2 separate regions of the Homo sapiens genome follow, and region 1 is linked to region 2. Evidence: read pairs that join two places in POLR2A ChIA-PET (ENCODE). Cell type or tissue: HepG2. All regions are shown on one strand. Region 1 overlaps PRLR (prolactin receptor). Region 2 overlaps PRLR (prolactin receptor).

What was found. ChIA-PET counts read pairs that join two places held together with the same protein. Peaks named below come from ENCODE experiments on the same cell type or tissue, not always from the same donor. Only the 100,000 strongest peaks of a DNase experiment are listed, where the experiment ranks them.
Region 1: POLR2A ChIA-PET joins it to region 2 with 5 read pairs; 3 of 35 experiments call an interaction of 5 or more read pairs at or near these places.

The regions. Positions count from the first base shown.
Region 1 is chr5:35,131,575-35,136,574 of GRCh38, forward strand. All of the region lies in intron 1 of PRLR (prolactin receptor), which reads right to left. Among named protein-coding and RNA genes, the nearest start is that of AGXT2, 86 kb to the left of the region's middle. In HepG2, a CTCF peak has its summit at 3,876; DNase peaks (open chromatin) are centred at 2,897 and 3,887; H3K4me3 peaks cover 919 bases.
Region 2 is chr5:35,192,307-35,197,306 of GRCh38, forward strand. The region is part of intron 1 of PRLR (prolactin receptor); the gene reads right to left. Among named protein-coding and RNA genes, the nearest start is that of PRLR, 36 kb to the right of the region's middle. In HepG2, no CTCF peak of the experiment used is centred here; a DNase peak (open chromatin) is centred at 2,995; H3K4me3 peaks cover 1,331 bases.

The sequences.
Region 1 (5,000 bases), 61 kb before region 2:
AAAGGATGCTGATCCCCTGTATGGCCCACATTCCCTGGGACGGGCTGGGGTTCAGATGTTCCTCATAGATAAGGAATGAATCTCTGGGATGGCCACTTCCAATTCCTTAGCTTGGAACTCTGAACATATATTTGGGTGCATCTGCCACACAGGGTCATTCTCAGGGTAGGCTCAAGTGAAGTTATCACAGTCAGGAGCACCTACCATACAAGCATCCCTGACCCCTCCAGTGAGAAAGTTGCTCATGTCCTGTGAAAAGCCAGTGATAGTGCTCTGAGTTCACTGCTATGATGTCTTGTTATTCTTTCTTTAAAGGAGAGCTCTGACCACTAGAAAGAGTTTTAAGAATGAATAAGGAGATACAGGACAGACACAGAAACCCTGGAGGACAAATGGTGCCAAAAGGATACTTATACCTTTGGCATTTCCCCAGCAGGAGGGGAAGGAGGAGTAGAGGGAGGTAGTCATAGTACCTCACCCTTCAATCCTCACTCTGGCTTTGATGTTGTCATTAGCATGTATCCCCAGAAAAGTCACTTATCTCTCTCAGGGTTTCTATTTTATTCAGGGGTAATTGATTTCCACTTACCAACCTATCCAAAACACATGGAGGAGAAAAAGGGAAATAAATTAAACCTTCATGTTCTAGGTCTTTAGGAAAAGCATTTTGTGGTCTCTAAAGTCTCTAGTCTCTTGGTTCTGTGTACAGAACACTCAATACCATCAACATCTGCATACTCTAGGCTCCTGACCCCTCTTTCTAGAACACAGGCACTATATTCAGAAACCTTTCCAGCCCAAAGGAAATCTTGTGAAATCTGGATATATATTATTTTATTTAAAAAAATCCCAGACATCATGTTATTTTACTCCTACCTATTTCAGTATATATCTCTAGCAATTATGACCATATTCTTATGTAACCCGTGTTCTTTTCACATCCAACAGAATTACTAATTTCTTGGTATCAAATATGGATATGTTTATATTTTTTGCAATTCAAAATAGGAAACACATTAGTCCTATTCAAAATAGGAAACACATTGGTGAATTACTCTAAATTGTTGAAGTTGAAGGGACCTCAGGGAAACAATTTCTGTTAGTACCTAAATTTCTCAAGGCAGAAGGCTACATGTCCTATTGTTAAATATCATAGGACATTCGTATGCAATGAGGGACTTTGGGGATTATCCAGCTCAACTTCTCATTTGATAGATGAGGATGCTGACACCCTGTGATGGCTAATTTTGTGTCAACTTGACTGGGTTAAGGGATGCCCAGATAGCTGATAAAATATTATTTCTGATGTGTCTCTGAGGGTGCTTCTGGGAGAAACACCCAGTACACTTGGTATTGAATCCATAGACTGAGTAAAGAATGTCCACCCTCACCAATGTGGGTGGGCTTTATCTAATCTACTGTGGGCCTGAATAGAACAAAAACATGGAAGGGGTGAAAATTTTCCTTCCTTGAGCTGGGACATCCCTCTATTCCTGCCCTTGGACTTCAGACCCCTGGTTCTTAGGGCTTTAGACTCTCAGACTTATACCAGGCCTCTCTCTTGTTCTCAGGCTTTGGCCGTGGAGTGGGAGCTACACTATCAGATCTCCTGGTTCTCAGGCCTTCAGAATAAGACTGAATTACACCACTGGCTTTCCTGGGGCTCCAGCTTGCAGACGGCACATAATAGGACTTCTTGCCTCCATAATCGTGTGAGCCAATTTCCATAATAAATCTCCTCTCATGTATACCTATATATATCCCATTGGTTCTGCTTCTCTGGGGAATGTTGACTAACACAGGCCCTGAAAAGCCATGTAACACCTGGTGAGTCAGAGACCAAAGCAGAATTGTAACCCACCCATTTCTGACTCCCATTCCACAGCAAACTGATTCTTTAGGAATGGAGATGCCATAGACTTTCTTAGCAGCCAAATTTGTTATTTAATTCCAAAGTTATTGTCTCTGGCTCACTATACTCCCAATTAACTGCACTTTAAGCTCACTTCCTCCATGGAAATAGAGACCAACTAGCTTGAATGTTCTTCCTTCTAACCTGTCATAGTTTTGAAGACCATCAATAAGTTGTGTTTCAGGCTTTTCCCATCAGATTAAGCAGTTTTCAATCTGATCCCTTCCTCACAGCATGTTTTCTCTCCTTAAAGACTGTAAACAAACAAATGAAGAACCTGTGGGCTACCAAAAATACATCTGTTGGGAGCAAAAAAATGTCACAGTCTCATTTTTGCCAAGTGGTCATGAGAATGTGCTGGCAAAACAGACCACACTCAGAAACAGGCCCTACTGACCTACTATAGCCTAGTCTTTTCAACCATGTTTATTAAAAAATGAACAACAAATGGAAAACCAAACATTGTATGCTCTCACTCATAAGTGGGAGCTAAACGATGAGGATGCAAAGGCATAAGAATGATACAATGGACTCTGGGGACTTGGGGAAAGGTTGGGAAGGGGGTGAGGGATAAAAGACTACAAATTGGGTTTAATGTATACTGCTCGGGTGATGGGTGCACCAAAATCTCACAAATCACCACTAAAGAACTTAGGTAACCAAACACCATCTGTTCCCCAAAAACCTATGAAAATAAAAAAAATAAACAACAAACAACAAAACCCTTCACATATAAAGAGGAAAAGAAATCAGGAAGCTGAGATTGGGACTTGGGTGAGCTCTTGAAAGATTTACTGAGCAGCTGAGATGTTGCTTGAGTGGCTTGATGGCTCCTCTTTCCTTGGATTATCACAGCAAGATCTGGCGCTGTGAAGATCATATTGCTTTCTGGTCACTCTGGTGAATAAGGGCGGGGAGTGGGGGAGGGGGTTGGTGGGCAGTAAATAAGTCCGGATATCTCCAGGGTCCAAAGTTGTGTTTGGATAAATTTAAACACCAAGTTACAAAGTTGAAGATTAAACTAACAACCACTCATCAGTGGATAAAAACATTGCTTGACTACACGATGCCAAAATGCTGGTCTGTTGTTTTGACTGAAGTAAGCAACTACCCGGCTGGTTGCCTTCTGGCATGAAATTAGAGCACAACCTCAATGAACTGGGATTTAATTTAATTAACTGAAAAATAAAAGGTGTCTTTTGTTACATTCTACTGGTGGAAAAGTAAAGTGGCAAGAAAGCAAGCAAGGATCAGGGCTTTATTAAAATCACCTCCTAGACAGTGAGTCTCCAGTGATGCACATTGGAATCATCTGAGAAACTTTAAAAACTACGGCTGTTTGGCTCCCATCCCTAGATGTTCTGATTTAATGGCGTGGGGTGCCGCCTGAGGGTTAAAATTCTAATGTGGAGCAAAGTTTGAGAACCACTGCTCTAGATATTTCCTGGTGCTGGTGTAACGCAGCCCAGTCATCTAAGCCATCTATAACATTGGACTGAGGAACATGTTTTTTTTCCCCTTTTAAATCTACTGACTGAAAGTAGAACAATCCATTCAAGGCTACATAAATAAAAATGTAATTTAATGTCATTTAGAGATTTGTGTTTTTTTTTTTTCTTAGAGAGTTCTATCCTGTTGCTTTTGAAATGAAGACTTAGGAAACAAATACTTCTTTATCATTCAGTCCGAAAAAGAAAATAATTCTGTCCTAGGGAAATCAGCTAAGGAAAAGGCATGAGGAAGGGAAAAAGAGACAGAGAAGGAATGCAGAGAGAACCAGGGCACAAGACACAAACCAGATCTCTCAGACCTGCCTCCTGTCCTGCTTCTCGACTTCCCCAGCACACGCATGTCCCACTGTCTTGTCCTCGCGGCCTCTCCACTCAGCGTGTACGCGTTGGCTTCTGGTGAGAGAGGAGGGGAGAAAAGGCAGCCAGAGGGAGACACAGCTGCCTCACCTTTGCTGAGCTGTTGGGTTTTATTGATCTGTTTTGTGTCTGCACTTCGGCCTGTTCTGTCCTGATTATGTCCACTGCTTTGAGTCCTGACCCTTATTTCTGGTCCCTGAGTTATTTTTTCCTCGTGGTTCTGCAAAACCTCCTCTTAGGCTTCTGAGGGTCTACATGTGTTTGCCACACCCTGGAGTTTCAGATTGACTCCAGTATCTTCCTGTCTTTCCAGGTGCTTTGTGGCTTCTCTAGCCAGAACCTAACCCTAGGGTTTTCTGACCATCTTTGTTAGACGCGGCAATCACGATGCCTGCCTCAGCCAGTGCCCGTCCTGAGGGAGCCTGCCTTGGGCAGCCATGTTTTGTTCTGGGTGACATTGACTCCCTACTGGCCTTCCTCATCCCATGGGGGACCTGACCAGAACCCAGGGCAGCTGTGGTGTGGGAAGGCCAGGGGCCTATGAGGTTGTCTGGTGGGAAAAGCTTTGTCCGAATAGGGGAGAGCAGGATAATCAGATTCCTTACCTTCGGAATTCGAACTGGGAAATATGGCCACGATAAGAAAGCAGCAATGTGAGAAGCAGCTGAGAAGTTATGAAGTAGAAAAACGGCAGTGTGGCAAAGAGAAGTGATGAATGAGCAGAAAATGTGAGGTAGGGAAATCATACGCAGAATGAACATAGAATACAACCTTTGAGAATTTGATGAAAGCTCCCTTCCCCAACAGGCAGAATAAATACATACACAATAACAGAATTGTGCAAGTTTGTGGACTCTCTGAGGCCCATGTATGAACCCATATAAGGTTCAAAAAAGCCAATTGAATTTCTTAGGTACAAGGTAAAGCCTTAGTTGGTGAAGGAAAAAGAGACGAGCAGCTTGGGAGGACAATCTCTAGAAGAGGCTTCCTCAGCCTCAGCACTGTGGACATTTTGGACTGGATAATATTTTGTCATAGGGGCTGTCCTGTGTACTGTAGGGTGCCTAGCAGCATCCATGGAGTCTACTCACCAGATGCCAGTAGCAACTCCCCAGTCATGACAATAAAAAGTGTCTCCAGACATTGCCAAATTCCCCTGGGAGGCAAAATTGCCCAGGAGAGAATCACTGCCCTAGAAGTTGACTGAGTCATGCATGGGA
Region 2 (5,000 bases):
TGGAAATTCAGGGCTCCTTGTGAATGAGCTAGTGCCATCCTCAGCTCTGTGCCCTCCTCTCTCCCCCACCTCTTAATTCTCTAAGGACTCCAGCATATTTAAATGTGCTCCAATGTCTATGGCTGAAAAGTACCCACCAGTGTGGGTAGAAAGAAAGCGTGTAGGGTAAGATAAAAGGAGCTAAGCCTAAAAAGGGTTCTGGAAAGTCAGGGAGAAAAAGTGTGAATGGGAGGATTTGGGAGGTGTGAGAGTCACATTCCCAGACAGAGGAACACAGTCCAGAGCTTTCTCTTCTCTTTCTCTCCACTACTACCAAATGCTGGATGTTGCCCTGAATATTCAGGACCAGTCCCTTCCATGTAGCACAAATGAACAAGAAAATAAGATGGGAATTCTGTTTTGGTTAGCTGCCAAATAGCAGATGCCCCAAGAAAACAGATTCTTGTGAGACACAGATGCTGTATCTTTCACATAGAAAGTTTTGGATACGGAAAGCTTAATGGTAGGAATTCTGCTTTTATTTGGGGTCCTCTGTGTGGAAGAACTGCCCTGAAGACATCCAGGTACAGCAGAAGCAGCCAGATGCTGCTGCATTAGGAAAGGCCAGCTGTCCCCAAGACTGATGCTGTGCTGAGATCTGAGTGTGGTTTTTTCCTGCTTGCATTTGCAGTTACATGGAACTCGCTGGGCCACTTCTTGTGGTTTGAAGAGTCTGAGCCTGGCACATTAGGAGCAACAGAGTCACCATGGGGCCCTTCTCCCTGTGGACATATCCTTCTTCTTCAGAGATGCCATTTAGGAGACTTCGAAGTGGCAAGGCAGCTATTCCTTGCCCAACCACTGCCCCCATCTCTACCATCTGTGTCTGTGTATAGTGACCCTCAACTCCCGTAGTTATGCAACAGCAGTGGGGACAAGGAGCAAAATATATGTCTCTAGATAAGCCCCACACTGAAAAATAGCCTTTGAGCAAAGCAGCCCCCAAGTTCTTTCCCTTAGGTAAGAAATTCTCAAGAGCTCTCTACCCTTGTACTGACTGTGTAACTCATGTGAGCACAAACACGGGTAAGATATGAACAGATCCAAAGCAAAGCACTCTATCATCTTACTGGGTTCATTCTCTGTCTTCATTTCATCCAGAGAAAGTAAAATGGACACCATGCCTTGGGAGGACTTGATTTTAAGCAGTGATGTTGCACCAAGACACAGGTCTGGCTGATAAGCTCTCTTGCTTGGAGGGCACCACTGAGCTAGGAAATTCTGACTGGCAGGTTCCTATTGGTCCTGCAATCTTTAGGTGAATTGTCAGACCCTCTGAGAGCTACCCCCTACCACCCAGATTGCTGTACCCCTTAGGCTGGGTTCTCACATCAGTGCATGGGAGCTACTGCTATTGTTGCACAGATGTTCTCTCCGAACATCTGGAGGGCACAGCTGCCGCATCATCCTCTCACAGCTATTTCTTAGCACCCAAATCACCCTGCTTGCTCTTCTTGTCCCATAGAGGTCATATGGGCTAATTCTGATGCCTTGTGATTGGGTTGAAAGACGAGTGCATGGAGAGCTGGATTCTTACTCTGAGGCAAGAATGCCTTTTTTTAAACTGGCATGTTAGATTGGCATGCATCTCCTTTGGTTTTTCTGCTTCCCTGCAGCACGGCTCTGGTTCTGTCCACGGAGCATCTCCCAAGCCAGGCAGAGATGGTGGCAAAGTGGTGAATTCCTGGCTCAGGAGGTGTGTGTCAGGCAAGCTTGATGCTGCCCCGTGGCATGGAGGGTTCAAATAAGCAACCAGCTCACAACTGCCCGAGATGACTGGCTCAGGGGCTGCTAGGCCATTTGTCTTCTGGTGTCTGGGAGAACTTGCTTTTTTAGAAGAGACTTTGAAGGTTTCATTGGTGTAATAAATATTTATTAGATGCCTACAAAGTGCTGGGCTCTCAGGATGAAGCTGACATGGTTCCTGCCCTCATGACCTCATGACACTCTGTCTATAAAATCAGGAAAGGCCTGGTGCAGGTCAGTGAGGGGCTGCCTCTCTCACTGAGCGTTGGTTACAAGGCCCTGCCTTACCCCAGGTTAGGCCTCTGTGCCTATCTCTCTAGCTTGTTTTTCCACTTCTCCAAAACCTTCCTGCTCTTGCTTCTATCTTGTCCTGTGTTCCTTGCAGTTTTCCCTTCATCCACCCTTTCCATTGCTTCTGCCTTCTATCTTGCTGGAAAGTCTGCCCAAATGGATAAACAGACTACAGTACATCCATACAATGGAGTATCACTCAGTGCTAAAACGGAGAGAAGCTACCAAGCCCTGGAAAAACATGGAGGAAGCTTAAAAGCATATTGCTAAGTGAAAGAAGCAGTCAGAAAAGACTACATTCTGCATGATTCTGACTACATGACATTTCAGAAAAGACACAAGTATAGAGACAGTAAAAAGATCAGCAGTTGTCAGAGATTTGCAGGAAGGAAGGGAGGGTGATTTTTAGGGAAGTGAAACTATTCTGTATGATACTGTAATGATAGATACAGGTCATTATACATTTGTTAAAACTCATAGAACCATACGACCCAAAAAGTAAACCCTAATGTAAACTCTGGACTTGTTAGTTAATAATGATATATCAACATCGGTTCATCATGATAAACATACCACACGAACATAAGATGTTATTAATAGAAGAAACTCTGTGGGGGAAAACGGGTATGTGGGAACTGTCTGTACTTTCTGTTCAATTTTTCTGTAAGCCTAAGACTGCTGCAAAAAATGAAGTTTGTTAAAAAAATCATCTCAACTCACCCTGATGTCACCCTGGCACAGGCTGTGGCAGCTCTTCAGAGTTCCCTGTCTGGCCTCTCTCTGCCTTCCAGTGCGATCTAGAGATGTTCTCAGCTCCATGCCAAAGCAGCCTCCTTGTCTCCCAGTTCACTCCAAGGACTGGTCTGTCATGTGACCGGGCCAGCGTGTTATTGAGCCGCCCTCCTGATCTTCGATCCCATGCCTGAACAACACTGTCTCCCTGGAATTCCTACGGTCTCAAATGAGCCTCGGTGTTGGCCTTTTAAGTTAATACGCTGTCTCCATGCTCATCTCTTATTCAACATGGCCCTGCCCATAAGACCATTTTTACCACCACTGATGCCCCAAACACACCCCACCCCTGCCATTCCCAATCACAGATGAGAAAGATTGAAAGGAGAGAATCAGAACTGACAGCAAAAAGAGGAAGGGGACCTGAGTATCTCACCTGTCGCCTTTGGGCAGCTGGACACCTCACCCACGCTTCAGGCTGGAGCCTTCCTCATCTTTATTAGGTGTCTTAGAGGCAAGTGCCGGAGGTAAATCCTCCTCTGCATTTCCTACACTGACAAGGAGAATGCTGTGGCTCTACGCAGTCATCCTTTTACAACCTGGTGAAAGGTACAGCCTACTGTTAATAATTGATCTGCATATTAAAGTACAGAGTATTTTTGTAGGCAAGGCAATTCCTTGCTGGAAAATGCAAGGATACATTTTGTTTCAGTTGGTTCCAGGGGCTGGAGCTTCGGGTCAGGTGACAACTTGCTCACATGTGTCTATTGGGTTTGGCTGGGAGTAGAAGGGACAGAGAGAGGGCCTCAGTCTTTAACAGGCTCTAAGCAAAAAAATGAAAACGATTTTGAATAAAAATATGAATTCTCAAGTTTCCAGGCAAAGCAGTCCATCAACTCTTATGAAATATCGGCTCTCCCTAAATAAAATAAAATAAAATAAAATAAAATAAAATAAAATAAAATAAAATAAAATAAAATAAAATAAAATAAAATAAAGAGAAATATTGGCAATGATAAAGGCCAGGAGAATGGTTCATTCTGAAACTGTGTTTAGCAGTCCTGTACTAAACCTGCACTCCATGAAAGGCCAAGCTGGCAAGTTTGGACTCAATCCTATAGGCTGTGAAAAGGCAGGGAGGTGACACTAGGCTTTCCAGGCAAGGAGGTGACAAATGTATATGGTAAGGTAAAAGGACAGGGAGTGAAGAGGGAAAATAACACAAAGAAAAAGCAAAGGGAATAAAAAATAGTCCTATTTTATGAAAGGTTCTCATGCATGCACTGTCAGCCTGCTCAGAATCTGGCATCAATAGAGAAGGGTGTGTTTTGGGATCCATAAGGCCAACTAAGACTCTTAAAGGAATTCTCCAAAGCCTGACTCCATCAGCCAGGGGATTAGGAGGAAAACAAACATAGGGCAGGGGACAGGTTTGGACCTTCAATGAGCACAAGCAGGACAAGAAAGTTAGCTAGTAGGAACTGCCTCCTTGGGAAGATTGCTCCTGCAGGAATCCCCCTCCTCTGTCTCCCAGGCTGCTACATGAACATTGCCATGGGCAGGACACTCCAGTGTGTTTGCAAACTGGGCTAGGTGAAGGCTAATCAAGACCTTCCCCGAAGGAATCGTTCTCAGGAGTGTCTTAATCAGTTCAGGCTGCTATAATAAAGTGCTTTAGACGGAGTGGCTTATAAACCACATAACTTAATTTCTCACAGTTCTGGAGGCTGGAAGTCTGAGATCAGGTTGCCAGCATGGTCAGGTTCTGGTTAGGGCTCTTTTCTGGACTGCACACTGCTGACTTCCTGTTGTAACCTCACATGGTGGAAAAAGGTGAGAGAGCTCTCTGGGACCCTTTTGTAAGCGCACTAATCTCATTCATGAAGCCTCCCAAAGGCTCCATTATATTGGGGGTTAGGATTTCAACATATGAATTTTGAGGGGAACACAATATTCAGTCATTTCAGGGTAGAGAGGTGTAGGTTCTTGGAAACCACTTTCTCCTGTCCCCAACTTTTTTATTTTATTTTAATTCTATTTTATTTTTAAATCCAAAGTTTAATCCAATTTGCCGAGGACCTTAGCTATGATGTGGAATCAAAAGTCACAAGTGGGAGAATGGGAAAGTGAGGCCAGATCCACCCGTGTGTTTGGCTATAGGATTTCGGGGAGGTCACAGGCTCATTGGGAGT